Linked DNA regions of Mus musculus: regions 1, 3, 4, 5, 6 and 7 are each linked to region 2. Evidence: chromatin loops called from intact Hi-C (ENCODE). Cell type or tissue: heart. All regions are shown on one strand. Region 1 overlaps Efcab11 (EF-hand calcium binding domain 11). Region 2 holds the start of 1700064M15Rik (RIKEN cDNA 1700064M15 gene). Region 3 has its middle 65 kb from the start of 4930474N09Rik. Region 4 has its middle 13 kb from the start of Gm26839. Region 5 overlaps Efcab11 (EF-hand calcium binding domain 11). Region 6 holds the start of Gm26839 (predicted gene, 26839). Region 7 overlaps Foxn3 (forkhead box N3).

What was found. Hi-C counts contacts between places; a loop is a spot of excess contacts. Peaks named below come from ENCODE experiments on the same cell type or tissue, not always from the same donor. Only the 100,000 strongest peaks of a DNase experiment are listed, where the experiment ranks them.
Region 1: a loop joins it to region 2, with 2.3 times the contacts of the local background. A loop is called at or near these places in 11 of 42 quality-filtered maps.
Region 3: it touches region 2 in a loop (4-fold over the local background); 7 of 42 quality-filtered maps call a loop at or near these places.
Region 4: it touches region 2 in a loop (2.3-fold over the local background); 2 of 42 quality-filtered maps call a loop at or near these places.
Region 5: a loop joins it to region 2, with 1.8 times the contacts of the local background. A loop is called at or near these places in 5 of 42 quality-filtered maps.
Region 6: it touches region 2 in a loop (3-fold over the local background); 19 of 42 quality-filtered maps call a loop at or near these places.
Region 7: a loop joins it to region 2, with 2.1 times the contacts of the local background. A loop is called at or near these places in 7 of 42 quality-filtered maps.

Annotation. Positions count from the first base shown.
Region 1 is chr12:99,836,545-99,840,544 of GRCm38, reverse strand. All of the region lies in intron 5 of Efcab11 (EF-hand calcium binding domain 11), which reads left to right. Among named protein-coding and RNA genes, the nearest start is that of Efcab11, 45 kb to the left of the region's middle. In heart, a CTCF peak has its summit at 1,599 (motif pointing right); no DNase peak of the experiment used is centred here.
Region 2 is chr12:99,625,986-99,629,985 of GRCm38, reverse strand. It overlaps 1700064M15Rik (RIKEN cDNA 1700064M15 gene), which reads left to right and starts at 2,012. Exons shown (of 2, transcript NR_045288.2): 1 at 2,012-2,380; 2 at 3,658-3,933. In heart, no CTCF peak of the experiment used is centred here; a DNase peak (open chromatin) is centred at 1,945; H3K4me3 peaks cover 1,414 bases; H3K27ac peaks cover 1,468 bases.
Region 3 is chr12:99,095,502-99,099,501 of GRCm38, reverse strand. No RefSeq gene overlaps it. Among named protein-coding and RNA genes, the nearest start is that of 4930474N09Rik, 65 kb to the left of the region's middle. In heart, a CTCF peak has its summit at 2,413 (motif pointing left); DNase peaks (open chromatin) are centred at 1,791, 2,121 and 2,401; H3K27ac peaks cover 549 bases.
Region 4 is chr12:99,549,157-99,553,156 of GRCm38, reverse strand. It overlaps a transcript of Foxn3 not described here. Among named protein-coding and RNA genes, the nearest start is that of Gm26839, 13 kb to the left of the region's middle. In heart, a CTCF peak has its summit at 2,369 (motif pointing left); no DNase peak of the experiment used is centred here.
Region 5 is chr12:99,714,357-99,718,356 of GRCm38, reverse strand. Efcab11 (EF-hand calcium binding domain 11) reads left to right here. Exons shown (of 6, transcript NM_030172.2): 6 at 1-826. Among named protein-coding and RNA genes, the nearest start is that of Gm19951, 73 kb to the right of the region's middle. In heart, no CTCF peak of the experiment used is centred here; DNase peaks (open chromatin) are centred at 2,216 and 2,796; H3K27ac peaks cover 1,715 bases.
Region 6 is chr12:99,560,863-99,564,862 of GRCm38, reverse strand. Gm26839 (predicted gene, 26839) reads right to left here and starts at 1,022. Exons shown (of 4, transcript NR_136760.1): 1 at 907-1,022. It also overlaps a transcript of Foxn3 not described here. In heart, a CTCF peak has its summit at 2,338; DNase peaks (open chromatin) are centred at 1,192, 2,402, 3,422 and 3,912; H3K4me3 peaks cover 3,860 bases; H3K27ac peaks cover 3,685 bases.
Region 7 is chr12:99,392,245-99,396,244 of GRCm38, reverse strand. The region is part of intron 1 of Foxn3 (forkhead box N3); the gene reads left to right. Gm51999 reads right to left here. Exons shown (of 1, transcript XM_030247043.1): 1 at 2,601-4,000. The coding sequence starts at 3,866. The coding sequence ends at 2,616. Among named protein-coding and RNA genes, the nearest start is that of Gm51999, 2.1 kb to the right of the region's middle. In heart, a CTCF peak has its summit at 2,397; DNase peaks (open chromatin) are centred at 1,854, 2,514, 3,204 and 3,514; H3K4me3 peaks cover 1,781 bases; H3K27ac peaks cover 2,845 bases.

The sequences.
Region 1 (4,000 bases), 210 kb before region 2:
TGTAATGTGTGGGTACATGATGTGTGTGTGTGTGTGTGTGTGTGTGTTTGTGATGTGTGGGTACATGATGTGTGTGTGTGATGTGTGGGTGCATGAATGTGAGTGTGTGATGTGTGGGTGCATGAATGTGAGTGTGTGATGTGTGAGTGCATGAATGTGAGTGTGTGATGTGTGAGTGCATGAATGTGTGTGATATATGGGTGCATGATGTGTGTGTGTGTTGTATGTAAAGTGCATGGACGTGAGTATGTGATGTGTGGGTGCATGATTGTGTGTGTGTTGTGTGTGAGGTGCATGAATGTGTGTGTGATGTGTGGGTGCATGATTGTGTGTGTGTTGTGTGTAAGGTGCATGAACGTGAGTATGTAATGTGTGGGTGCATGATTATGTGTGTGTGTTGTGTGAGGAGCATGAATGTGCATGTGATGTGTGGGGTGCATGAATGTAAGTGACATGTGGGTATGTGAATGTGTGTGTGTGTGTGTGTGTGTGTGAGATGTATGAGGTGCATGAATGTGAGTGTGTAGGTATATACACAGAAGAGGGTATCAGATATCTTGCTTTATTGATCTCTACCCTATTCTCATTAGAAAGGTTCTCTCCCTGACCAGAAGGTCTCTGTTTTGGCTAGTCTGTCCATCTGGCAGCTGCCGGGATCCACTTTTCCGCACCTCCATTTGCTGTGTTTATAGGCAGGTGCAGCCATGCCCAGCTTTTTTACGTTGGTGTTGGGTATTCAAACTCAGATCCTATGCTTGCCCAAGCAAGTGCTCTTACCCACTGAGCCATTGTGCCAGCTCCCATTTGTCTTCTTTATCGGGCTTGCAATTGTGATTTTTATGTAGAGGCTGACTATACATTGCAGCCTCTTCTGCCTGCCTGTCTGTCTGCCTGTACATAGTCTAGTAGAGAGGTCTTCAGAGACTAGATTTTTCATACTGCTGCTGTTATTCATTCTTCAGGGTATGTTTGTCATGACCACAAGTGACTAGATGTACTTTCCATGGCAGCAAGTTCCCACAAATCTCTTAATTTACTTGTTTGGGGAGGGCAGTTTCATAGGTTTATTTGCAGTCATATCTTCACCCTCAGGGCTCTCCCAAACCCTCCGTGTTTAGAGCACATTGCCAGGCATGTGCCCTTAACTAGGAAGGCAAGGTCAATAATAACATGTGAAATCAAGAATCTTTTACACATTCAAAAAATATTTAAATGTAAATTATATCCTCAGTCATTTTACTTCCACCCAAACTGATGTCTGCTATGGACACCAACGACTTGAATGGTATGCAGTCCATTGAATTTGCCCTTTTTCAAGTTTCTAGTTTTTATTGCAGTTCTCAGTCTTTGCTTTAGAGTCTGTGTTTATAGTAGAATAAATCAAATTAGCTCCAGTAGGTAGACTTAAGCTAACCAGAATCTGCCTCCTTATCTGAAGGAACCAGTGTGAGTGAACATTAATTTGGCGGACAAAAGAGGCATTTTTAATTTTATTTGATGAATGAAATAAATTACTTTATTATAAATTAAATGTGAAATAAACATTTATGATCTGTTCTCAAGGAATAAAACAAATTGAGTGCCTAGCATATGTGTAGTAGATCTCTTTGTCCAGTTGGTGGTGCTAAGAACTCTGATTTAATACATTTGTATGCGCGCGCGCGCGCGCGCGCGCGCGCACACACACACACACACACACACACCACACACACACACACACACACACACGCCTGACTGAATGGAGAAGTTAAACCTGAAGCCTTTCTTAATAAATGTTATTTTTACTGGGTTTTGAATTTTTAGCATAAAGTGTGTGCCCAAATCATGTACTTTCTAGGGTTAAGAAATGGATCAAATCTCTCAGATGGCAAGCAGAATGCATTTATAGTAAATTCCCGTATCGAGATGATTGGCCCACGTTAATGCCCATCTATTGGAAATTGCAGGGTTGTGTGACATCTAACTCCATCCTGCAATAGCCTTTTGAGCCAGCTCATCTGGAGGAGACGGGTGCGGCTGGTAATGGATGCTGGAGAAGTGGAGTGGTGGTCCTGGTCATGTTTATGTGCCAGAGTTAGATTTACAGATGCTGATGGCCTATGGCTATTAGGAGTTTGCTTTTCTATGGATGTATTGCTGCGACAGCCGGCACATTGCTTTGCTGGGGTGAGGTTTGTTTCTTTAACCCCCGAAGCCCTTGCTTACAGCTCTGATGAGGCCGCATAGAGCGCTAGCACGTCGCACAGGCAGATCCTGCACAGTTCATAACCGCCTGCCAGCTCCTCAGCTTCTTTACAGCCTGCCTTCCCCAGTGGCGGCACAAACATTCCCTGAGGTCAGGAACATAAGGCCAGGTGCACCTTTGCTTTTGTCCACCTTAATGCTTCCGTGGCTGTGTGCACAGACTTAGTTCCTTTGGTACCGGTAGCAAAAACCCTGAAGACTTAGCAAGGGACAGGAGACCTTCCTCATTTCTAGGGACCCCTTATGCTCTACACCCCCAAAGTGATTTTTTAAGGTCAAAAAGTTCCATAAAACTGTTAGATTTACCCAAAAGATACTACCGTTGTTTTATCTTGGTTCCAGACATTTTCCTGTCACCCACAGGGATGGCTTCTGTATGTCTATATGAAGCTGTTTAAGGGTGGAAAAGGAAGTGCCCATTTGCTACAAGGGACAAAAAGGTGGTACCAAGAGTTTGTTTAGGTACTGAGTTATTCTACAAAATTTTATCAGGCCGTGCTGGGTCTTGGGCTTACAAAGATGTACTCTAGGAGAGCCTGAACACATCAGAGTCTGTGGGTTTAAAGAAGCCGGATGCTGGGTGAGGATGTAGCTCGGTGGTAGATTGCTTGCTGGCATGTGTCAGGCCTTGAGGTCAACCTCAGTGACCACTCCCCAGAAAAAAATCTTACAGAAGCTGCAAGATCCTCCCACCATGTCGAAATTAATAAATGGTCCTGTTGCCTAGATTTAAATGTATTATAAATTTATAAACGTAGGTTATAGGAGTATCTGTCATTTAGTTGAACTGAGAGTTTTAGTACATTTTCTGTGTTTTGGCTCAGAAGGTTTCTGTCCAATGATAACCGTGAAACACCTGATGGTGAAGCGTTTGCTAATAGAGAAGTTAAAAACACCAGAGCCAAGTGTACCCTCTTTAAGAACTAGCACAGCTAACGGCTTTGCCATGATCAGGTCTTTGAGATTTGGCCTTTACAGTGCCTTGGACTTGAATAATGGAGATGCTCAGGAATCATCTACAACATCCCTTTGCACAGCTCAGAAAATGGAGCCTGAACTAACGCTTGTGTCTACCCAAGGTCACGTAGGTCGGATCCTAACTGGGATCAACTGACTTCCAATTCCACGATACTGTGTTATTTTCCTCCCTGACTTTGACACAGTGAGCCATTTTCCATGTAAATAAAAACAACTGTACCTTGTTCCGCCTCAGTAAACGTCCATACTAAATATGGAATGCATTCCTGCACAATTGCACAATGCAAACCCGGCCTGCTCCTGAGGCAGGTAATTAAGGAGCTGCTGTATCCATGGCAGAGCCCGGCTAGGGAAGGCAGGGCACACCAGGCTCTGAATGTGCAGTTCTCAGCCAGAGCCAAGGAGCGGTGGCATGGCTGTGCCCAGGAAGCAGACAGGCTTTCATTTGCCGGTTGGCTCGCCTGCTTCTTGTTTCTCGCTAGATGAATGGCATTGTATGCCGCAGGTGTATTAGTAATTTCTGAGTTTGTTCCCCACTAAAAATGACCTCATTGTTTTCTGCTGCTTCTCCATAATTATACAGGAACAGGAAAATAAACCCACCCTGAGTACAGTCCGAAGCAGAAATCTTGTGTTCTTTATGCAAGTTTGATTTATAGACGTGAACTGCAGAGCAGAGTGACGAGGAAACATTCATCTTCCCATTGCTCGTTGCCATGGCAACGGAGTACACAGAGTAGTGTCATTCCAGTCCTGGTGATGTCTGCAGTAGTTTATT
Region 2 (4,000 bases):
ACAAGGCTCTAGTTCATTGAGGGAGGTGTTTTGTACTAAGGGATGTGTAAGGAAATCCAATTAAGAGCTACAGCCCATTTTGCACTCTGAAAGCAGAGACTGGTTACCATACTGTCAGAAGAAACCAACCCTGAGGAGGAGGCAGGACTACTGACACATGAAGGGACAGGAAGGCAGATGCTGATACTCAGCTAAACCACCAGGGTGATACTAGCTTCCTCCATACCCAGGCTGAACTCAAAATAAGCCAGTTGGAGCAACCACTGTGTAACGGAGACATGGTTGCAAAGAGCTCTGATTTCTCAAGGAATCGGTGTCGGCTCACTTGGTCAACCGAGCTCAGTGTTGGCTCAGTCAGACTGAGCCACCTGGCTTAGCAGAGGGCTCTTAGAAGACGATAGTAATTGGGTAGATCGATATTAGTTATTGCTTTGGACCAACTGTAGAATCAGTGGCTATGGTTTAATCTCACTAAATCTGTCACCAGTTAGAACCTTGAATAATTTGTGGCAGAGTGGAATAGACTTACCTTGTGGGGTGGAGGGGTGGGGGTGGCGAGATAGACTGTAATGGGTGCTATAGGTAGTCTCTTCCCATCCTGCCAGGTCCCACCCAGCCCCCGAGTGTTTAGATGCTTTACTGCTCACATCTCGGACTTCCAACTTCCGACAGAGGACTTCCTTTCTTTATTTTACAATAGTTAATTCATCCTGGCCCAGCCAAGGTCCCAGAACACTAGGTGTTTATGCTCACAAGGTTCCATGCAGCCAAAGATGGCTGCAGGGATGGAGGCGGGGCTGGGGTGAGGGAGAGAGAAAACTAACAATGGTTGTACAAGGGATACCCTTGCTGTGAAATGGATGCTTTGGGTCAAGCTGTGGCTGGATCTTCACCTTAAATTATTACTCTTTAGCTTGGCTCCTCACCACTCCCCCTATAATAGTTTCTGCTGGAAGCACTTCCTTAATAAATAGCTTGCACACATATCCATGACAACCCAACAGTTCCCTAGGAAAAATAAATAAATGATAAATAGGTAAACTTTGTGGACATAGTTTAGTAGAAAACAATTTTTTACACCCCTCCTTCCAAGGATCTACCCCAACACGGGATAACCACAACCAGCGAGTCAGTCTTTGGTTACCATTTTCTCTCTTTACTAAGAATTTCGAGTTTCTCATTGTGCCAGGAGTACTTTACAGACAGGGACATCTGCAAATTATCAGGGATGCATCCCAGTGTAAACCGTTTGTCCAAAGGTATTTTGGCCATCTCTGATTTCAAGTTCTCAATCCTCTTGTCAGACCTTGTTCCAGACAGCATGTCCCAGTTGGTGTGGGTATGCGTGCTTGGACAGCAGAGAGAATGGGGGTCTAGCCAAGAGGCAGCCTAGGGGGAAATTTGAGCAATCTAAAAAAACTGGACCTCATGAGTATCCTGTCCCATCCACCCAGCTGTTTGACCTTGGCTACACTTTATGTTAAATGAATTAACTAACCTCTATATCATAAGATTTTTATTTAAAAGAATTAGATGACATACAGAAAGTGCTTTGCACATCTCCTGGTTGAACGCAAGACATGGATCCGGCTAGAGAGGAAAGAACAGTGGGTTAGGAAGCCTTCCAGGGACTTTAGGGACTTTTAAATCAGATCAAGTGAGGACAGACGAGGAGGGAGGGGAGAGGAAACAAAACAGAGGTGTTTCCTCCCCAGAAAGGGCCACATTGCTCCTGGGTCAAGGAAAGTGGACCTCATGAGGGCCAGGAAGGGGCGACTCTCTCCAAAGGAAGAAGCTCTGAGACACTGGGCCACCACGTGGCCGTCAACCCTACCCCCACCTCCACCCCCCACCTCAGTCACCACCAGGCAGAAGTAGGTGAAGGGTGGAAGCCCAGAGACCGCGCCGCGGAGGCGGACGCCCGCTGCAGGTCTCCTAGCAACGCCCGCCCCGCCCCGCCGGGCTTGGAGCGCCGGCGCCCGAGAGCGGGGACCGGCAGGCCATGGTTGCCATGGCAGCGCAGCCGCCGCGCCTGATGCTGGCGGCTTCTGCGAGAAGCTCGGGCCCTGAGCCCCGTGTGGGCGGCCCGGCGGCAGCCCCAGCTCGCCCAGAATGGCCCAGCCACCGAGTCGCCCCTCCGGCGTAGCCGGATCCCGTGCTCCGGTCCACGTCTACGGGGGCGGGTCACGGCTTGGAGACTTTCAGTTCCTGGGGACCGAGTTGATCTTCCCGGCAATGTCTAAACTCGGCAGAAACGTGCGTGCGCGCTCCCTCACGCGCACACACCAGCGGCCTTGAGGCTGTGCTTCTTTTACGCAAATGTTTTCTCCTGAAAGACTTTTTTTTTTTTAAGTCTAAGAAAGAGTATATGCAGAAAACGGTGAGGCTTCCAAATTCTGTCTTCGAAAACAACGTTGAAATAAATGATCCATTTCTTAAGGGCCATTTTAAAATCGAAAATGTCCGTATACTGGATTCTGAATCCGGACTGGCAATCTGCAGTGGGCTTCACCCGGAGAATCCGGTTAGAGGTTTTAAAATTTAAACCGTTTACACCACCCCACTCCGCCCCTTGCTAGGGCAATAGTCTCGCTAGGGCAGGAGAAGCCACTCGCATATACAAAGCTCATTCTCTGGCTTGAGAGTATTTTTAACTGAGGCGGAGTCAGTCACGTGTTTGTGATTTTAATCAAATTGACAAGGGCTCTGAACAGGAAAAGCTTGCCATCTAAATTCGAACACAACGTTAGGGACATAGTGAAGCAGCCTCTTTGGTCTTGTTTGAATCAGAGCTTTTCACATCTTAATGTTCTGCATATATTTTCCTCGATCCACTGCAACTGGAAAATTTAAATGAAAGCCTATTTCTTAGATTCATTTTTATGGTAAATGTCTCTGGGCTGAGATTATGCATATTCTCGATCAACAAGAAACCCGAGCAGCAATCACCGGGAATTGAGCACCTTGCTGATTGAGCAACACTTGAACCTGGAGGCATGAACAGCCCTAATCTCAAAGTGAAAATCCTTCACGGTATATTTCAAAAGAATATTTACAGCTAACCTTTTCCACTCCGAAGGATCATTCACTTGCAACTTTCTTACCCATCGCTTTGTCAGAGTAATCGCTTTTAAAAACTACTTTTTACCGATTTTTTTAGTTTGTAGCTGGTGAGATGATCATATAAAAAGTATTTATGGGGACGCAGATGAAATGACTCAGCAGGTAAAGGTATTTGCCGTGCGAGCCAGACAAGTCAGTAGGACCCCTGGAAGCCATATAAAGATGGAAGGAGAGGACGCAGGCCCAGGTGCATCTGTACCCACACACAGTGATGGCTGATGTCGGTGACTGAGTTTTTAAAGTATAGCCAGATATGGTGGAACATGCCTGTAACTGTAACACTGTGGGGAGGCAGAAGCAGGAAGTCCACTGCAGGTTGGAGGTCAGCCTGGTCTACACAGCTAGACAACGTCTAAAACAACAACAATAACAAAAAAGAGCACAGTTTTAAGAAATTGCTGTGTAGCCAAGGCTAGCCTTGAACTCTCCTGCTCTCCTACTCCACAGGAATGCACCACCGTGTCTAGCTATGAAACAAGGTGTATGGACACATGCATAGCTATTCTCTGACTCTTAGTCATTTTCTCCTTTCAGGGTCAAAACAGAAGAGCAGTATCATTTACATGGTGGAGGGGAGAAGATTAATTCTGAAAGCGCAACCAAGCATCTGAAAACAACAGTCTCCTGTTTAGCTAGTATTGGAGGAGAAAAATAACCAACCTACGCTACTATGTATACTTGATAAATTTTTCATGGAAAGGGTGAATCAGTGAATCGACTTCGGATTTGCTGGTTTAAATATGTTGATTGTTGAAACGACAGTGAATGTTATCATTAAATTAGCCCTTGTTAATGTTTTCTCTTTGGTAATTCTCGCCATCTCTCTGACTGTTCATTCATTATCCCACAGCTCTTTCTCACAAAGGTTATACATTGG
Region 3 (4,000 bases), 530 kb after region 2:
TCTGTGCCTGAAAATGTCATAACTGGATTCTCTTGTGGTGCCAGAGGTCAGAATTCTACTGTTGCCATCCTTCAGCTAAAGTCACAGTGTTGAAGGAGAATGTGTTTCTTGTGGGAGCTCCCGGAGCCAATGCGTTTCTGACTCTTCTGGGTGTGGGAAACTGCTACACTCCTTGGCTCACGTCCTCTTGCTCTAAGTCAGAAGCCTGGTGTCTTCAGATCTTTCTCTGTTTAGGTTGAAACATGGCCTTTCTTCCCCATAAGGACCCTTGTCACCAGTTGGGCTCACCTGAAGAACCCAGGATTTACATCTCAAAATCCTTAATCCAATCCCATCTGCCTAATCTTTACATCATATAAGGTCACAGCAATGGGAATGAAGATACCTTTAGGCTTTTTTATGACTCTAGGGCATGTGGCGTGCATCGAGTCAAACCCTATGTGTTGATTTTAAATTAAAAGAAAAAAGAAAAAGATTTGCTGTTGGCAAGCCCGTGTGATTTCATCCAAGTCAACTTCTCAATGGCCACAAGTTACCATGAATGCTGGTGGCTCAGGAGCGGTGGCTCACACCTATAACCCCGGCATTGAGAAGGTTGGTGCGGGATGACTGTGAGTTAGAGGTCTGCCCCAGCTACACAGAGAGTCCTTGTTCAGAAAGCATAGGAACGGGGTGGTTCTGCCATCAGCTGCCCACCCCGGGCTCAGCCTGCTGTTTTAGGAACAGTGTATCCGACAATTTCTATCCAACTGTGTGCATTAGTGGAGTCTAAGGTCCTTTCCATGCCATTGCCCAGGAAGCCCCGGTGGGTTTCCTTTCACCAAAGCCACTGACTTCATAGTAGTTTCAGGAGAGGTCAGCACCACAACTGCAGAAAGAGACCCTCCGTACAAAAGAAGGAAATCCCTCTGCGTAGCCACAAGACCTTCCGGCCAGGCGACCATCTTCACTGTGGATTTTGGAGGTGCCAGTTTTGATTTTCCACAATACGTTCTTTTACCTAAAAATCATTACATCTGATCTAATACAGTACCAAGCATAGAGACCCTAAGATGTCTATATTTAACATTGCATTCAGTTATGTATCTCGACCTGTGGATTTGGGGGTTACCCTTAACCTTCTTGTTACTAAGATTTCATTCCCCCAACTCTCATTTCCAACCTGGTCTGTGATTTACATTTGTATATGTTTTCTCTAATGATAATTCTGGAGGGTCACTCACAGTCAAAAATCAAACTTTATCTGGAGGGAAACACAAGGCTGGTTGGGATCAGCTGAGATAGAAAAGAGGCCACCCTCCTCCCCCAACTTCTGCAGGGCCCCTCATCCAAGACATTCTCTTTGCTGCCAATTGCCTTCTCCAAGCGAGAAAGAATAAACTAATTTTATACCTATTCAGTCCAATAACGCTCATTGTCCTACCTCCACCTCCAGTGATAAGAGGCAGGAACAGTTCATTTTCCATTGCTAAGCAACCGCAAAAACAGTGCGCCCCGCCTGTGCCCGACCGCCCCGGCTGATAGGGATCGCTGTCTAAAGTTCGTGTTTGCATTCTGAAGTCAACAGTAATTGTAGTTCCCTATTAGTCTTCATTAGGATAGTTTATGGCTGGCCTAACTCCAGTCTCCACTCAGTAGCTTGAATGTACTGTCTTCCTAGGGGAAGAAATATTTGGCAGAAAAAAAAAAAAAAACCTTGTGCGGATTTCCTCCGCTCATTTCCCTTCGGTAGGCCAGGAAAGTACGGTCCACACCCGTAGTTCCCTAGCCTGGGACAACAAGGCCACTGTTGAAGGCATTGGAGGAAACGGGTGGGAAGAAGGCCGTGTACTCCTGGGCTGGCTTCCGTCTACTCTACGGAAAAAGTAGGTCAGTGGTGCACAGGTCCGTTTGGTAAAAGAGCTCTTGCATTTGGGGGCCAAACGCACAGCCCTTCTTTCCAGAGCAAAGGTATGTAGGGCCTTTTTCCATAGACCCGAGTCTCCTGGCTGGCTGACTCAGGACTGGGTGAAACACTGGCCTTACTGTAGAGGTTCAGTCTCAGCCAGCTTGAAAGAGCCGCTCTGGGCCACCAGCTTCCATGTGTTGACTCACCTCGAGGCTGCCAGCCTGCCAGCCTAGTTGCCAGCTTAGTCCGGGAGCAACCCAGGCCCTCACATAACTTGCCCTTTTAGCCCCAGCTCAGAGTTCCAAGGCTGATGGGGGGTGTGGGGTGTGGACAAATATAGAAAACCGCTTCGAGCAATTAGTGAGGATATTACCCTCCTTCTTAGACCCCATCCTCAAACATCCGTTTACTCTCAGCACTTTTCAGAGACAGTGTGGCTCCTGACATCCCTCCTCTACCCCATTCCTTAGAATCGCTGAGGATTTGTTAGGGCCATTCTGGAAAACAAGCCTGCTTGCGCCCCCTAGTGTACACGCGAATCAAAGCATTATAAATTGAGTACCGAGAGCTTGTCTCCTCCAACAGACTGGGGCAGCCCCAGTCTTGAGGCCTAGGGCAGGGACTAGAAACCATCCCTAAATCTTGTCCTCCACCCCACTCTCACCCAGGCCTGCTCTTCTTGAGTCCTTCCTTAAAGTTACTTCCGCATGAAATCTAAATCAAGTCGTTGAAACACCTCACGCTTACGGAAGGCAAGGAGAATCTTTGCCTAGTGGCGGACAGTGCAGAAGCCCAGTGGCTGTGAACTGACACCGGAGTTCAAGTCCCTTTGTTTTGCTACAGTTTTTAAGTTGTGCCATCGGCTCTCTTGGGTACCAGACACCCTGGGATGATGACTCCTTAACAGAAAAAAAAAAATCCTGGAAGGAGAAACTGAATTGAACAGCATGTTTCTTGGATCCTGATCATCTTGAACTTCTGTCTCTCCCTGTCTTCTTCTGTCACCAGAAGGAGACGGGAGAGAGCCCAAGAAAACACAGAGAATCTGTTGCCAGAATCTAAGGCAGGAACACTGAGGCCTGAGGAGGTTACCAGGAGCCATGCAGACACTAAGAAAACCAGAAAACCACCTTCTGGGGTAAAGAGGAAGGTTGCCTACCAGAAAGCTTAGTCCTCAACCAAAGACTTACTTAGACACTCTTCCTAGGTTGGCTCACTTGATGGAAGTCGAGGTGGGCTGGCAAATGCATTTCGTGTCCTGCGCATGAAGTCTGAAGTGTAGAGAGTGTTCCTGAAGGATCAGTTTGAGAAGTATCGTGATTGATTAATAATGTCTGCTGTGAGCATAGAACATATGAATGCTGGTATACATAGAGACTAGGTAAGGAAGTAAGAGCGAGCGTGCTTTGTATACATAGTATGCCATAGTATCCACCAGGGGTGTTATTAGTGGGATTAAATTGATTCCTAAATTGTCTGGAGTCTAGAGAACTAATTGCCACCATTCCCGTCCTTACTCTAAAGTGCCCCATCACTGCCCGATCAGAAGGCTGATGTGGGAGAAAAACAAATGGCGGTGAGAATATTGTTTGAGTTTCCCCACTCCTAGGATACAGAGTTACGACTCCACAGAGGTATTAACCGAATGTGTCTGCATGCCCAGAGAGCTAGCAAGTGCTCTGAGCATGTGGAGAAAGGGTGGGACTGTCCAAAAAGCTTCCAAGTTTGCGCCCTTGTGAGTTACTCAATCCAGAAGATCTCACCGGAGAACAAGGTCATTGCCTGCACATCATAAACACAAGACAAGGAAGAGGAAGAGGTGGCTCCAGGGTAGAGTGCTCACCAACCCCCGACCCTGTAGACTTTCATACAGCCAAAGGTCCTAGGGTAGGTATTGAAGGGCTGGCTCGTCTCTAAGACTGTGTACCATATCCGGAGGACACCCACAGGTGGCCACAAAGTACTTGGATCTCAGTGTGTTGCCCTACAAGATGCACCCAGAACCTTTGTCCTTTTCTTCTCTGTCATTGCTTCCATTTAAGTCTTAGCCAGGGTCACCTCTTCCTGGAGGTAGAGGCGTATAGCACTGGCCCCTGCAGTAGTCAGGGGCTG
Region 4 (4,000 bases), 77 kb after region 2:
AGATGAGCTAGCTGTACAGCTGCATTTCTTTCTGTGTCTTGGTTTGTGGACCAGCGTGTTCTATACTTATTTGAATTATTAAACTTTTAATTGAATCATACATGTGCAGAACACTGGTCTCTAGCTTGATTTCTTAAAGATTTTCATTTATTTATTTATTTATTTTTATGTGCATTGGTGTTTTGACCGCATATATGCCTGTGTGAGAGAGTGTCAGATGCCCTGGAACTGTAGTTAGTCAGTTGTGAGATGCCACCTGAGTGCTGGGACTTGAACTCAGGTCCTCTGGAAGAGCAGCCAGAGTTCTTAACCACGGAGCCATCTCTCCAGCCCACTGGTGTGTATTTTCGAGTGAACGTAGCCACGTAACAACATCTAGACCAACAAACTGAGCATTATCTACATCTGAGAAGCTTCTTCTGCACCTTAAACCGCTTTGTCCTGGGGATGACCACCTCCCTAATTCTGAGCATCACTGGCTAGTTTTGTCTGTGTGTGAATTTTATATAAAAATAATCTGGTCGATGAGATAGCTTACACAGTGTCTGAGGACTTTATTGCTATGAAGAGACACCATGACCACAGCAACTCTTATAAAGGAAAACATTGAATTGGGACTGGCTTACAGTCTTGAGGGTTAGTCCATTACCATCATGGAGGGAGGCATGGCAGCATGTAGGCAGACAGGCTGGAGAGAGTTCTAGATCTAGATCTTCAGGCAGCGTGATGCTTCCCACTAAACCTCACATCCAGAGTTCAAATCCTGGGACACATATGGTGGAATGAGAAAATCAACTCCTGTAACTTGTCTGTGATCTACACACTCATGCACTTGCCTGCAAACACACACAAAGTGAATACATAAAACATAATATAACGTAAAACTATACAGTGTATTCTCTTTTGTATTTGTTTTTCCTACTTATCAATTTGTTTCTGAGAATTTAGGTGGGGCGGATTGTTACATGTAGCGATAGTATGGTCTTTTGTTGCCATCTAATGTATATGGCTTTAGAAATGGTGCTGGCATCAAATTTGATACATGATTTTTAGTGAACATGTGCTACATTTAGGCCTGTAGGCTACTTGCTATACCCAAGGTTATGCATATCGTAAAAATAGGAAATTGATTTTGTTGCACTATCCAGAATACACTATCCAGAAATAATTTAAGTTTCTTAATTCTATCATGTGTTGCAAATTCTTTTGAATTTTTTATAGGTGATCATATCATATCATATCATATCATATCATATCATATCATATGCAGATAACATCTGGGTTGCTTTCCAGGCCTTGTAGCTGTGGCTTTTTTTCCCTTGTTGCACTAGCTGGATAGATCCCATCACAGTGGACTGAGGACGGGAAGTCTCTGTAGGTCCCTGTGTCACGTTGGTGACCTTACCCAAAACGTACTCACTATCGTCATCAGACACACAGTGTTGACAGGGTATGTTGAAGACTCCTTTGTCCAGTGCAAACATTATTTTTATTTTCTCATTTTTTTTATTGATTTCCTAACTCTTGGATAGATGTCAAATTATTTTTCTGTACTCATTGTGATATTTATATATACACACACACTACTATATATATATATATATATATATATATATTTCCCTTTAGTGCGATGATTTTCATCAGTTGATTTGTCAGTGTTAACTCTATAAGTCTGCGAACGTTGATGAGATTGGTTTGATGATAATTCTTAGGGTTTTATGTCTGTGTTCGGGAGTGTAGTTCAGTTCTACATAGTTCTCTTTTCTGAAACACTTCTTATTTTATGTTTATGAGTGTTTTGTCTGCATGTAAGTCTATGTAATGTGTGCATGCCTAGTGCTTCGACATGCCGAGGCCAGAAGAAGGCATTGGATGCCCTGGAACTGGAGTTGCATGTGGTCATGGGTTATAGGAATTAAACCTGCGTCCTCTGGAAGAGCAGCCAGAGCTCTTAACTCATGAGCCGTCTCTCTAGGACCTAGCTCTTGTTTCTTACCAAGATTTGATAGCACTGCTTTGTTTTGTTTTGTTTAAACCCTCTAGAATAAGATAGAGCCCTCTCTTCTGTTGTTAAAAGGTTTTATTCCTCAGAGTACCTCTGGAGGATCCCCATCCTAAAAGTGACTCGACTCCATTTCCTCTGTGTTAAGATTATTTCGCCACACTCTTCTCGATTCCGTTTTGGCAATTCATGACCATTGAGACCTTTTAGTTGGCATACAGAATAATTTGTTGGACTGTGGTATGCTTGTATGTGGTGTGTGTGTGTGTGTATCCATGGGTGTGCTTGCGCAGGCTCATGTGCCCTGTTTGCTTTGGTCCCTCCCTCCTATCCTCTCACCCCCGCCCCCTACTGGCCCTGTAAAAAGAAAAGACAGCGAGCCATTCTTCCCCTCTTCTTTCATATTTCTTTTATTCTTAAATCTCAGTTTTGCTTATGGGAGAAGCCACATGACCGTCTTTTTGAGGCTGGCTACCTTCACTTCACGTGATGGTGTGTTTAGTTTTATCCATTTTCCTGCCAAGAACATGATTTCATTCTTCGCAGCAGTATGAAACTCCCCTGTATTCTTGTACCAGATTCCCTTTCTGAGTTTGGACATTTGAGGATATAATGAATGTGTATCATGTTTGCTACTGTATTAAATATTTATGATACCAAAATTTATTTTCATTCCTAAAATATCACTTGTATGTTTGCTTGCTTCCAAAAAAAAAAAAAAAAAAAAAACCCTCTTAGCACCTCGAGTCCTCTTCATGGTGTCTGTTTAGTTTTTCCCTGTGTCTTTATTCTTTTTAATCTTGCAGCTTATTGTTTGGTAATTTTTGTAACTTCCAAAGGTTGCAGTTAGTTCATTAAGTTTGAATATTTTTAATATAAAAACCCCATCTATCACTTGAGTCTAAGAACTAAATTAGCTTTTGAAAGTTTTAATAAGTTTACCTCTAAAGAGGTTCTAAGTTTTTTTATTACTTTTTTCTTCAATAAGTTACTAAAATATTCTTTTTCTAAGCTTAACTGACTTTTTGAGACAGAATCTTTTTGGTAGCCAGGAAGCTCTTGACCTGAGAGCAGCAGTCTCCCTGAGTCAGCTTCCCGCGGGCTGGGATTACAGACATAAGTCACTATGACCAGGGGTTAGTGGTGTGTGTGCGTGTGCGTGTGCGTGTGCGTGTGCGTGTGCGTGTGTGTGTGTGTGTAGATGGGGCTTGAGTCTCAAATGCCAGGGCTTACATGTGGAGGGCAGAGGACAACTTTCAAAAGTTGGTTCTGTGCTTCCACTGTAGGATCTGGGGATTGAACTCAAGTCATCCGCTTTGAGCCACAAGTAAATCACCCACCGGTCACCCTGCTGGCTCCTGCTATGTAATTTTAAGTTATATTTTTAAGAAAAAAATTATTTTTAACTCTGTGTATATGTGTGAAGTGTACATGAAAGCCAGAGGCACTGATGCCCTGAAGCTAGAGTTACACTTGGTTGTGGGACACTTGACCTGGGTACTGGGAACCGAACTTAGATTCTCTGGGTGAGCAGCAAGTGTTTTGAATTGATGAGCCATCCCTCTGGCCCGTTGTATTTCTTTTTTTTTTTGTTATTGATTTTAACAACTGGATTTCGGGTGAAAATGTTGTGTCCTGTTATGTTCTGGCATCTGCTGCGGCTGAGCAATCATTGAAGTCTAACTAATTTCCATTTGTGTTGGACACGCTTCAAGAGTGCTTTCCTAATTTTAAATACATTCTCTTCATCTGAGGCTGTGCAGTTTTATTATAAAGAACATTGGTGTGAAGGTTTTATTGTTTTTATTTTATTTTTATTTAAGACAGGCTCTCACATAGCCCAGATTAGTCTTGAGCTTGCTATACAGCAAAGGCTGGTCTTGAACTCCTGATCCTCCTAACATTTGCCAGCACTGGGATCATAGGCACACACCTCCGTGGCCAGCTGAGAATTTCTTTTAACATATTTTTACTTGGGATGACCAGAATTGTGAATTG
Region 5 (4,000 bases), 88 kb before region 2:
AGCCCTCTGCCACACACTTCTGGTTCTAGGTAGTTCTGCCCTGGACCTGAAGCTCCAGCCATCCTAGAGTTAGGAGTCTCCACTCCCTGCCATGCCCCTGGGCGCCAGTGATCACATCAAGTCACAACATACAGCTCAGCATCTACTAAAGATAACTCTGAAATACCAACATTGTCCTTGTAAGTGTTTCACAACATTAACATTTGTGGTATAATTAATGCAATTTATGTTTTTAAAGTGTTAAACATTAAACGATCAAGTAGAAATATAAATTTGTATAGCCAACATTCAACAAGCTTCATGCTCATATAAATTATTAGTAGATAGCCTTAAGAAAAATAAAGTTTTTAGCTATGCTAAACCAGAGGAACCTAAGAGATGGGATAACTAAATGTAATTTGACTGAAATGTAATTTGGTCTCCTAACGGGCCCCTAGGGACCATACGGTAGAGATGAACCAAGCCTGGACTTCCTCTGCTACTTGTGATAGTGTGGGAGACTGGGTGATGGATAGATAGGATTTCTACTGTTTTCATGATTTTTCTATAAATCTAAAATTATCCTCAAACGGAGTTTGTTAAAAATTAAAGGCTTAGTCAAACATTCATAAACTAAATGAAGAAGCAATGAAAATAATTTCTCAACATGAATGAAATATTATTTCAGAGGCAGAAATGAATTACTGGTATCATTGAGAAGTGTGTATGACTTTGTGCACAGTAGTCCAGTTTCTGACTTTGTTCAGCAAGTGTTTTCATTATAAGACAAACCAAATCATTGATCCTGATCTCAAAATATTAAAGAGATATTTTTGATTTCTTAAATATCATATTTATGGTATGTATGTGTGTGTGTGTGTATACATATATACATATATAGTGTATGTTGGTATATATATATGATATATATACACAACATATATATTATATGTTGTGTATATATATTGAATGTATATATTATTTTTCTAATGTGTTATATGTACATTATGTATATGTTATATACATATATACATATTTTCTATTATATGTGTTATATAATATACATATATATTTTATCATACATATATTTTATATATTATATGTGTATATGCATTATATCTATTTTATATATATATATATATATATATATATATATATATATATATATATATATAGCATTTATTAACAGAGCCGTTCTTCAGTAACAGCTAGAGTTCCAAACTTCTGTATTGCACTCCCAGTTGGACCCTGCTCGTCCTGAGCAAGAGTGAGGGAGTAGTCACTTCCTACCGCAGATGTAGGAAGCAAGAGGTGGATCTGGAAGCAGCCACTGAGCAACTTCCATACTGGATTAGCCAAGATGTTTTATCTCAATGACACAAAACTACTCAAGGAAAACTTACTTTGAAAAATTAAAAAGAAAAGAAAATCACTGAGCTAATTTATGAAACCTAGAGGAGGAAGGGTAGGGTTGCAGCCAGGTGCCAGGACCCACAACACCTCCAGATTCGCCCTCCTTCCTATAATTCCTCAAAAAGCTCTGGTCCATGATCCATCCAGATCCCAGTTCAGTGCATCCAGGGACAGGCTCTGGTTGAGCCCACTCAGCTCTGGTTCACCCAGAGGGGATATGGACATGTCCCCTGGGGGCTCAGGTACAAGCAGCCAGAGCTGGTCATAGAGAAGCTGATGACCTGGGCAGCCTTTCTGGCTGGAACCTCTTTGAATAAGATGTACACCCTGGAGTCTGGCATTCAGGAATATCCCAGCTCTCAGAGGAAAGAAAGAGAGGGTGACAGAGAAGCTAAGCTAGCTGCCCGTGCACCTTCTTGTCCTTAACCCTTGCTTTTAGGATTTAACCTCTTCTTTATCTTGGAGGAGCTTTCCCCAGCCTCAGGACCTGTTTCCCCATACTACTGCCTGTGCAGTGTGACCTTGCTGGCCTGATGCCACCTGGGTGACCTAAAAGGCAGGCATCTGTTCTTGATGATCAACTCAGTCTCGGCTCTTGGAGGACATCAAGACTGTTGAGATGCTGCTCTGAGTGGCTGAGTGGATATGACTCAAGAACGGGTAGCAGGCATATATTTTCAGTCACAAGGCCTGGAAAATCCAAGCAGCTGCTTTGCAGTGAGCATAGAGGGGCTTAAAAATAGACAGAGGCAACGGTAAAGGAGAAGCAGCTTGGTGTCTGCTTAGAGCTTGAGAGCAAGACTCAGTCCCTAGCGCTTCGGGTCCTGTGAGGTGACGGCAGCCTTCCAATAAATCTTTCTGCTCAAGCCAGCTGGAGTTGCTTGTTGTCATTTGAAACCCAGAGAACCTTTACCACCGTGAGCTTCCAGCCAAGGACAGAGTCCTAGGTGACATTAGCATTTATGGGGCAGCAGAGAAGACTTTTCCAAAGAGAAAAAGAAGCAGCAGTTGGAGATGGCACAGGAGAATGGCAGCATTGCTCTCCCGACCTTTCTGAGCCCCTCACTGGCGCCACTCTGGGCTTCCCTGATACCGCACCTTGCACTGGTTACCCGTGAGCTGCCAATGGGCACACATACCAGCCCCTCTCAGACCTCAGCTCGCCACTCCTTCTCATGGGCCTGAGGGGGTGGCAGGCCTTTGGAGCCCTCCGGCAACTTTCATGACACAGATTTTTTCATGCTATTTCTGAGCCCATTTTCCTGCTGCCTTTCCCAGTTTCCTGTTCCAGAACCAGTCTGTAAGTGTGAATGGTTCCCCAAATCCTATGACTGGCCCAGTGTTTCTTGATCCACGCATTCCCCAAGGATGATTTCATGCACGGCCAGGAGTCCTCTTATGCCCCTGATTGATAGGACTCCATGCACAAGGCTTTGTCTTTGATCTTGACCTCTGATCAACTCCAGCCTGGCCTGTGTTTTCACTTGCCAGCCAGACATTCCCACCTCAGAGCAGACTCCCTGAACTAAAATCAGATCCATTGTTCCCCCCAATCTTCAAACTTGTTTTCCTAGCCTGTGTTTTCTATTTCTGTTGATGACAGCCTCCCCACCCATCCCCCACCCAAGCTGTCATCTGAGTCAGCTGCCTCAGAGTCTCCCCTTGTCCCCATCTTCCCTGGCTCTGACATTCAGTCACCAAATCCTTTCGAGCATGTCCTTGTAAACATTCCTGATTTTCTTTTCCATTCCATCCTGATCTTTCTGCCCATGTCCTTAGTCCTCCTCAGCAATTCCATCCAGTAACTTGTTCTTTTGCTTAGGCTTATAAAGATGAGTGTATGGCACAAGCAAATATTGCTGTCAAGAGATTTTACTCCAGTGTGTCAGGGACAAAATGACTTCCCAGTGCTGGAGATTTCAGTGGTCGTCTCTTCTGGCAGACAGTGCCTATCCCTGTAACATGCAGTTCAAAGCCTGCAGTATTGGGGTATCAATTTATATTTTCAGTAACGTTGTCCATGACTCGCCCTGCCATGACAGCCAGCTACAGTGGTTACAGAGGCACGTATGCAGTCCCGTCACCTAAGAACACAAAACTTGCAACAAATCTTTGTTCACTGTAGAACTGTAATAATCTTGGGATTTAGTATCGGATGAGATAGATTATAAGAAAGTGAAAGTATCAAAAACAAAACTTAGGGCCTTGGAGGATAGCTCAGTCTGTGCCCACAGGCATGAGGACCTGAGTTCGAGCCCCAGAATGTATAGTAAAAGACTAAGTGGGCTGGTGCATAACCCTAGCTCTAGAGAGACAGGACAGTCCCCTGAGCTTAATGGCCAGCCTCGCCTAATCCGTGAACTCCAGGCCGATGGGAGACCCTGTCTCAAAAAGCAATGGCTGGTTCCTGAGGAACAAGACTATAGGTTGACCTCTGGCTTCTTTGTGCCTCTACACAAGTACACACACACCCATATGAGCACACACTCACAGATGCACTTTCATATACCCCCAGAAAATTAGCAAGAAAACCAGCCCAGATATGGTAGAACAAGTCTTTAAAGTAGCACCTGGGAAGAAAGGAAGCAGATTTGCTTTGTGCTTGGTG
Region 6 (4,000 bases), 65 kb after region 2:
AGAGTCACCTGTGACACTCAGTTTATAATGTTTTAAAAATCTTCTATCGCTGGAAGGGAGAGGCCACAGCACTTCTCAAAGGGACATTTCCTGCTCTCAAAATAGAAGTCAGAAGCCACGGTTTTAGTTTTCTTTTTGGTGTAAACCACAGCACAGGCGGTTGTTGCTATTAGCAGTCTGGCTGAACTGTGACCTTCTAACTTAGACTGTAGGAATCCCTGAAAGAATACTTTTCAGTTGCCAAGCCTTTCAAACAGGTTTCCCCAACTAAAGCACTGTTATCATGAATTAGGGGCTAATGGAATTGTCTTCTTAAAGGAGAACCTGCGAGATTCCAGTTAGGCCACAGTAGAGAGCCAGGAGGGTGGAAGATGGGGTGGAGGTGGGGTTGAGTATGGGTGGGATGGGGGAGGGGCTGGGAGCCATTGGTTTAGTGAACTCTTGCAAGGTAACACACTTGTTCAGAAAGAAACGTAGAATTTTTACAGTCCTTCTAATGGCGCACGAGCTGATTTGTGAATCAATCCAGGATCATAATTTACTTTTGGTTTATGGGATTTGGGAATTTTCGCATTTGTTTTAATTTGTAATTAAGTTTTCTCTACGAGGCACACCATATGCCACCATTAATTCTCTCTAGTTGATTTCTTAGGAGATACATGGGTGCATATTTTGATGTAATTTTAGAGGTCTTTTGAAAATCAGATGACTACGTGGTGAGCCATATGGGGCTTTGTTATTTAAAACACAAATTATAAAGCTAGAGAAAGCAAAATGGAAAAAAAAAAAACCAAAAAACTTCTAACGGGGACAAATTGGGGGGAAACTGGTTTCAAGCGCACAAATTGTCCACTTTTTTTCTCCCCGATATTCTGAAATCTCTGAGGATCCCGCGATGTCTCTTACCTTCTGTGAGCGCACTCTATACCACAGGTGCACGGAGCAACCCTCCCGGCCACGCTTGTGCTTTCCGCCGGGGCTGCAGATTCTAGCATCTGCCTTCTGGGAATTCGGCTGGAGCCAGCGCCTTTCTTTGCACACCCAGGCTTTGGCACTGAGCTCTGCTTTCTCCGCACCCACGGCGGCTCGGCTTTCCCGCTCGTGCTTTCCCAGGGCTCCCCCTCCCCGGCTGCCCCTCAGTACGTGCAGGCTGCAGAGCGGGCCGCGGCCCGGACGGCGAGCGCTAGGACCCAGCAGGACTCCGGGCCCGGGTGGGAGCCGAGCCGCCGACCCCGGGCAGGCGCCGGGCGCTGGAGCCGGGTGTTCCGGCCGCGGTCGGTGCAGCTCGGCTGGGAGACGGCGCGAGCCGGCGGCGGGGCCCCCCGCGAGTCCAGCGCCGCCGCAGCCCCCCAATGCGGCCGCGAGAAGCAGCTGGGGGGCAGGCGATCGAAGGTAAGGAAAATGCGGCTCTCTGGCTGCCTAGCGAGCCTCTGCCCGGGTTAGCATTGTCACCCCGAGCCTCGCTGCCCAGGCTGCCCATTTTGGGGGGCACCCTTGGCTTTTTATCTTAAGGTGTCCGCCCCCATCTGTGCTCCTAGTTTTGGATTGATTTATAGCATGCAGCCCAGAATGGGAAAGATCCAGGGATGGCGAGTTGGTTATTTTCATTAGTTTTTGTCTCAAAAGTAAGTTCATTTAAAAAAGAAAGAAAGAAAAGAAAGAAAAGTTTTTTTCTGGAATTTGTAGATAGCTGGGTTTACATTTTAATTTAAAAAATTAGCAGACAATGGATATTTATAAAAATTACCGAATAATTGATGTAATTCCGTTAATGACTTCGGAGGGAGGCGGCTCTGGAGGGTCCTCAGGCATGACTTGTATTTTCAAGGAACTAACGTGTTAAATGTGGAGTTTGGCTGGGGCAGAGTTACAGCATCGCTGTCGTAACTGTTTTGCTATCAATTATAAACAGAGTGTCTATGGGCAGTTTAAACCTCTTTTTCAAATACCGGAGCTTCATATCCCGGCGTGACATGGACAAACCAGAATGTCCATTGAAGGAAGCAGGAGTGTTTCTGTTTTTGGAGAAAAACGTTGCATTGAGGAGAAAAAAAAAAAAAAAAAAAAAAAAAAAAAAAAAAAAAAACCAGATTCCTAGCCCGGGAGACTATTTTTCATGCTTTGTTTATAGTCTGGGAATGACATTTGGGAAAGGGGAACGCGGTCTTTCTTGGGAGCTTTTAATCGTGGGGGTTATTAATTTATTTAATTTATTAGTTTCAATTGGTTGGGCTCCGGGAGCCTTCCGTCACCAGGTTATGCTAGCGTTGGGACACAGGATTGCGAAGGCGAAACTGCCAGCCCGGAAAGGACTGGACCGGGCTGGTGGAAGCTCCCCGTGGCGCTGTTGTAGGCTGGGTGCTACCGGCTCATTGAGGAAAATGGGGATGGCTCTCGGAGCTGAGGAAGACATCAGTATTTCCCTTTTGTTCCCTGTTTTTTCCATTGATCTCCAGCTCTGCCTTAGCCAGGGGGAGCAGCTCTGAGGGTGCAGAGAGCCCTGAAGACTGCACGAATGTCTGGAGCCCGCTCTAACTCTCACACTGATTGGTCAGTCTGATGGGGACTTAGGAAAACAGTCACCCGAAACCGTCTTTTAAAACCTCGTCTTAATTTCAGATCTGCCGGCTTGTACATGGGTTCCTGCCTGGTTTCTCTTTTGATCTGGGTGCATCTGGCTCGCTCTGGGTGTCTTTATCTTTAATTTTGTGTTGTTGTTTCTATCCAGATAAAGTAGGCCATTTTGGTGACAAATTTCTCTGCAGATGTCAGCTTCTAGCTCGCACTGATAGATGTGGGGCTTCACAGTGATTTCTCTCCATAAGTTGTAGGATGCAAAGTTGCTCAACTTGGAATTAATTTTTCCTAATTTTTTTTTCATCTGAGCATTTAAATAGCTACACCAACAGATGGAAGCTTAACTGTATCATTACTTTGATAATTTAAGTGCCTTGTGAATTAGTATGTTTCTCGCGCTAAATCTAAGTCTTTAGACAGTGGAAGGGAAAACAGACAATGAAAGGCAAGCAATCCCGATCAGCTTGCAGACTATTGCAAGAAATTGTGGCGTCTGCTTTGAGCAGAATACAATTCACATCCAAGAAGGGGCGGGGGTGGGGGGGTCTTTTACCACAGAAGGCAGAATTAGAGATAGGGGATGAAGCGGGATCTCTATAAGACAGCCTGCAGCCTCTCTGGACATCTTCATTTGAGCCTTAAAGTGCCTCATTAAAGAAGCTGGGTCCCAGAAGTTGTTAACCGTATAAACACTTTTCTGATTGGTTTAAATATTTAGACACAGGAAGTAGATGGTATCTAGTAACCCAGGAATGGAGACATGGTTGTCATAGAAACTGAGAAGTGTAACCCCACCCCACCCCCACCACACATGCATTCACTACCATGACCACCACTTAGGGGGGAAAAAAAAAGCCCTGCATGTCATCACAGATGCTTGGAGAACTTGCTGGCTTCTGTTAGCTTTCCCACAACATCTGTTGAAACCTGAGACCATGCCTGTCAAACCAAGGTCATTTTACAACAACAACCAAAAAACAGAGCCCTCTGGATTTCATAACTGTATTTTTATTGAAAATAGTTCAGGGAAGAGCCTGAAAGCCAGTGTGAGCGTTCATGCTTACTTAGCATTTTGGATCCTCTGAGTTAAGCAAGAGGAAGGCTGCAAAGAGTACATTTGAGCCATTAATTGTAGAACTATGTGTCTGCTTCTAGAGGTGTGTCTCTCCTGTTAGAACAAAAGTCCTTTTTTACAGACTTAGAGACCAGAATGCAGCCAGCGGAGGCAGGGTCATTTGGCAAAGGCGTTATGAAGTGTTTCCGGGCTTGCAAGCCGGTTCCAGGTGGAGTTGAGGTGTTTGATCATGAAGGTCTCTGGGGGGTTGGACAGGTTCCCTTGGGCTATGCCTGGTGCTCAGGGGAGCAAAGGGCAGGGTGTTCTTGGTGGCTGAGCAGGGGGAGGAGGTGCTCCTAAGTGGAGCGA
Region 7 (4,000 bases), 230 kb after region 2:
AGAGGACAGAAGACTTGAGACAGTCTGCAGATGGTGGATGCTAAAACCAGAGGACTTTAAGAACTATGGCCGGGAAGCCATGTGTGACCATAAGCAAGCTGTCCCACAGGGAGGAGAGTAGAGTATCTCTACTGGCAAGAAGCAAGAAATACCTTGAACTGGAGGGAGGGACAAAAGCAGGAATCCTGTCCCCAGTTCCATGCCACCAGCTGAGCTGCCTGCTTTTTACTGGAACCAGTTGTTGTTACCTTGGAGCAGAGGGCCGTCTTTCCAGGCCTGCCTCAGGTCTTTGCACCTACAGCAAGGTCTCTCTGGAATCTACTTAGTTGTCACTGCTTTGAGGGACTATCAGTTATTCCATTAAGAACCATGAAGGAGGAATGGAGGCCTATACTGCCTTGCGCTGGCTGTCCCAGAACACAAGTCTGTGTCCAGATGGGGTACGGAGTGATCCCATCAAGTCGGCAATCAGAAAATAAATGTTGCTGGGCAGTGGTGGCATGTGACTTTAATCCCAGTCCTTGGGAAGCAGAGGCAGGTGGATCTCTGAGGTTGAGGCCAGCTTCATCTATAGAGTGAGTTCCAGGACAGCCAGAGCTACTCGGAGAAGCCCTGTCTGGGGAGTGGGGAGGCAGCGGCAAAACAAAACAAGAAAACCAAATTTCCAAACAGCAACCACAACAACAACAACAACAGAAATGAGTTCTGGGTCTGAGATAGGATTCTGCTGTCAAATAGCTATTTAAAACAATAGTTTAAATTATTTGGCCTGCTTGAGATTTCTTGGCACCCAAGATATTAGGGTATATTTGGAAAACACAGCAGGAACTTGAGCATGAGGCCATTCCTACAGGAATTTGGCCCCTGGATGCTAATGTCAAGGCTGCCTGTCCCAGAGCCAGGGATCTGTTGAATCACTGTTGGAGGAGGGCACACCAAGCTCACTCTGGCTTACAGCAAAGGTCTGCTGGGGTCCATTTTAGATCACCAGGCAGGCAGACCTGTGGACCTTGCACCTTCCTTATCAGCCTTCCTTTCTCTCTTTGGGACAACACCTGCCTGACATCTCTTAGCATATCTCGAACGGAAAAGGGAAAAATAAGAAATCAAGTCATACTCAATAAATCTGTTTGCTGCCCCTTTTCCGTCTCCTGCCTGAGGTAGAGGTTGTCAGCACAATCAGCCCCCGGGTGGGGGGCTCCTTTGATGTGTACAGCTAGGACCCCCACCTAAGGGTATTGGGACTTAGGGTTGGCTTTCCAGATGTTTCTCATAGGCTTCTCCAGACAAGCTACTCATTCAGCTTGCGAATGCCCTCAGAGGGAAAGGAAAGATAAGACCAGCCCATTAAAGGCAGCTTCCCCACTCACTGTGCTCCTTCCTCTCTCGATGGCTTCTTAGAGCCTAAACTTGTCCTGTGTGTTCAGTTTTTGTTTATTTGGCATGGCCAGCTCACACCCTAGGAGGCGAGTTTTTGTTGTTGTTGTTTCCGAGACAGGGTTTCTCTGCATAGTCCTGGCTGTCCTGGAACTCACTCTGTAGACCAGGAAGGGAGTTTTAAGAATGACATACATAGTTCAGGCCTAATCAACCTGCTTTGAGAACCTAGGAAGAAGGACTGGGGAGGAAATAATGTGCTGGGCCTACTTTAAGTAGAGAGATGCCTAGGAAGTGTGAGAGGGGTTGGGCGGGCTGGCAGCTCAAGGCGGAGCAGGGAGAGTACATTCTCTAAAGTCAGTTTTGACCTTTGGTGAGGATTAAAGATTGTCAAGTGACACGCTGTTGTAGGAGGGGGACCTGCCCTAGCTGAGCCACAGGTGGCTGATCTTCTCTTGTCCTGGTTTGGGTTACCAGTAGTGGGCCTTAGAATCACTGGTGTGCGACTCCAGAGATGATCTAATGTGCCTGCCACCGGGTACCTTCCGCGCTTAGTCACAAGATGTGCTCAATAACATAGGTGTCGCTGGATGACCTCAGGCTACCTTGGGCTTCTTCAGGTCTTCTGGCTGCTTGGCAAGGAGTGAAGTCTCTGTGAGTCTGAATTGCTGAAGATTGCCTGCCACCTACCTAATCTTGAAGTTTTGTTAAGTGGGGGATTGAGTCTCAGATTGGTTTGGAGTTTTCTTTCTTTCTTTCTTTCTTTCTTTTTTTTTTTTTTTTTTTTTTTCTTTTTGAAACAAACTTCTCAGAAGCACGTGGTATTTCTCTCACTGTTCTCTCTCTCCCTGTCTGGCTATGATAAAAGTTCCTGTCCAGCTGGGTTTTTCAGCCCAGTTCACAGATAGCTGTCCACTTTTCTGGTGGGCGTGGGAGGATGGCTTTGGGCTTCTCTTTGTAGGACCTGCTCGCCTAGCTACCTGGGAGTGGTGCACAATCCTATTTTTATTTATGTCACCAGCAGGGTGTCCTATTGGACTCTGCTTTCATCCTCACCAAAGGCAGCCGGCTGGTGAGCCTTGAGCAGTGGGTGGCCATTCTCTGGAGGTGTCTGGAGACTGGGTGAAGTGGCTGCGCCATTGGGGGGCGCGGGGTGGGAGGCTGCAGATTATCGTTTTAGTTGATGAAGCTCAAAATGGTAAAGGACGGAGATTTGTTTTCCTTCCAGATGGGGGCCCTTAGCCCAGCCTACTGGGGAGAACCCACTGACGTTGCGTTTGGGGTTCACCTCTCCCTTGGTGGTTGCGGCCATCCTCCTGCCCTCCGAAGCCAAGGCAACCTAGGCTGGGGATCAGTTTTTTCGTCCCCGGCAAGAGGTACATGGTGGAGGAGGACTGGACCCGCCTCGGGAGTGCTGCAGTAGTAGTTGGAGAGAAGTGGAGTCTTCTCTCTTCACCCTCAGAAGCCTCGCTCGCGTCGTAATTCTTTTTATTTTTACTTTCGAGCCTTGTAAGGCAGGCGGCCGGGGTAAAAGCGCTGCGGCGACACGTTGCCAGCTGCGCAGCACCGCCCGTGTGGCCTGAAGCAGGGGAGAGGGCCGGCCACGCGCCACCTGCCCGGCTCCCCTGGGTCCCTGGGTGCCGCACGGGAGCCCGGGAACCCAGCCTGGCCAAAGGGCCTCCCTGCGGACCCGCGCCGCAGCTCGGGGTCGCCCAGCCCACGTTTTCCGTCTCTCCGGCTCTCTCCGCCCCTCCCTCCCCGCGCTTCCCCTCCTCCTGCCTGGTCATGTGTCGCCTTTTTTTGTTTGCAGTGGAAACAATTTCTCGCCGCTCGGCGCGCCCCGGCCCCGACGCGCCGCAGCGGAGGCGAGCGGGAGGCGGGACGGGGCGTGGAGAGCGGCGGGGCCGGCGGGAGGACGCGGCGCCCGCGGACGCTCGCTCGGGGCCCATGCCGCGCCGCTTCCCGCACCCCTGTCGCCCGCATCCGCGGCCGCCCCCCGCCGCCCGCCCAGGGCTCGAGCGTCCACTGCGGGACCCCGAGCGATGCCCGCTGGGCGCCAGCGAAACTTTGTCGGCTGCGCTGAAGGCAGCGGCGGCCCGGCGCCGCGCTCGGCCAGGTGAGTCGGTGCCCGCGCCCGCCCGCACCACCCAGGCTGGGGTCCGCATTCCAGAGCCGTCGCAGCGGCACGGGGACGGGGCTCGCAATGCGGGGCGCGGGCCAAGCTGGACCCGGGGTGGGGGGACCCCAGTCCTGAGCCGGGAAGTTGCCCGCCCAGGAGTTTCCTGCCCCGACGTGCTGGCTGCTTCTCGTGCCTCGGTTTCCCCTCCGACTCGGAGAGCGACAGAGTTGGTATTGTCTGCGGAACAGGCATCCTCAGCAATTCGAGTCTGGCAGAGGGTGCCGATCAACTCCAGACCCCAGGACCGCGAACGGGCGCCTAACAAAGATCCCCTCCCTAGCCGAGCACGCTCAGCACGGGCCGCGAGCATCCCGAGACTCTCGGGGCCTCTTCCGCACCCTGACTCTTTGCAAGCCTTTCTGGGCCTCGCGTGAGCTGGGAGGGACGGTGGGCGCGTATTGATTTGTTTTAGTCTCGCCACGCTGCGGCCAATAAAAGGTTTAT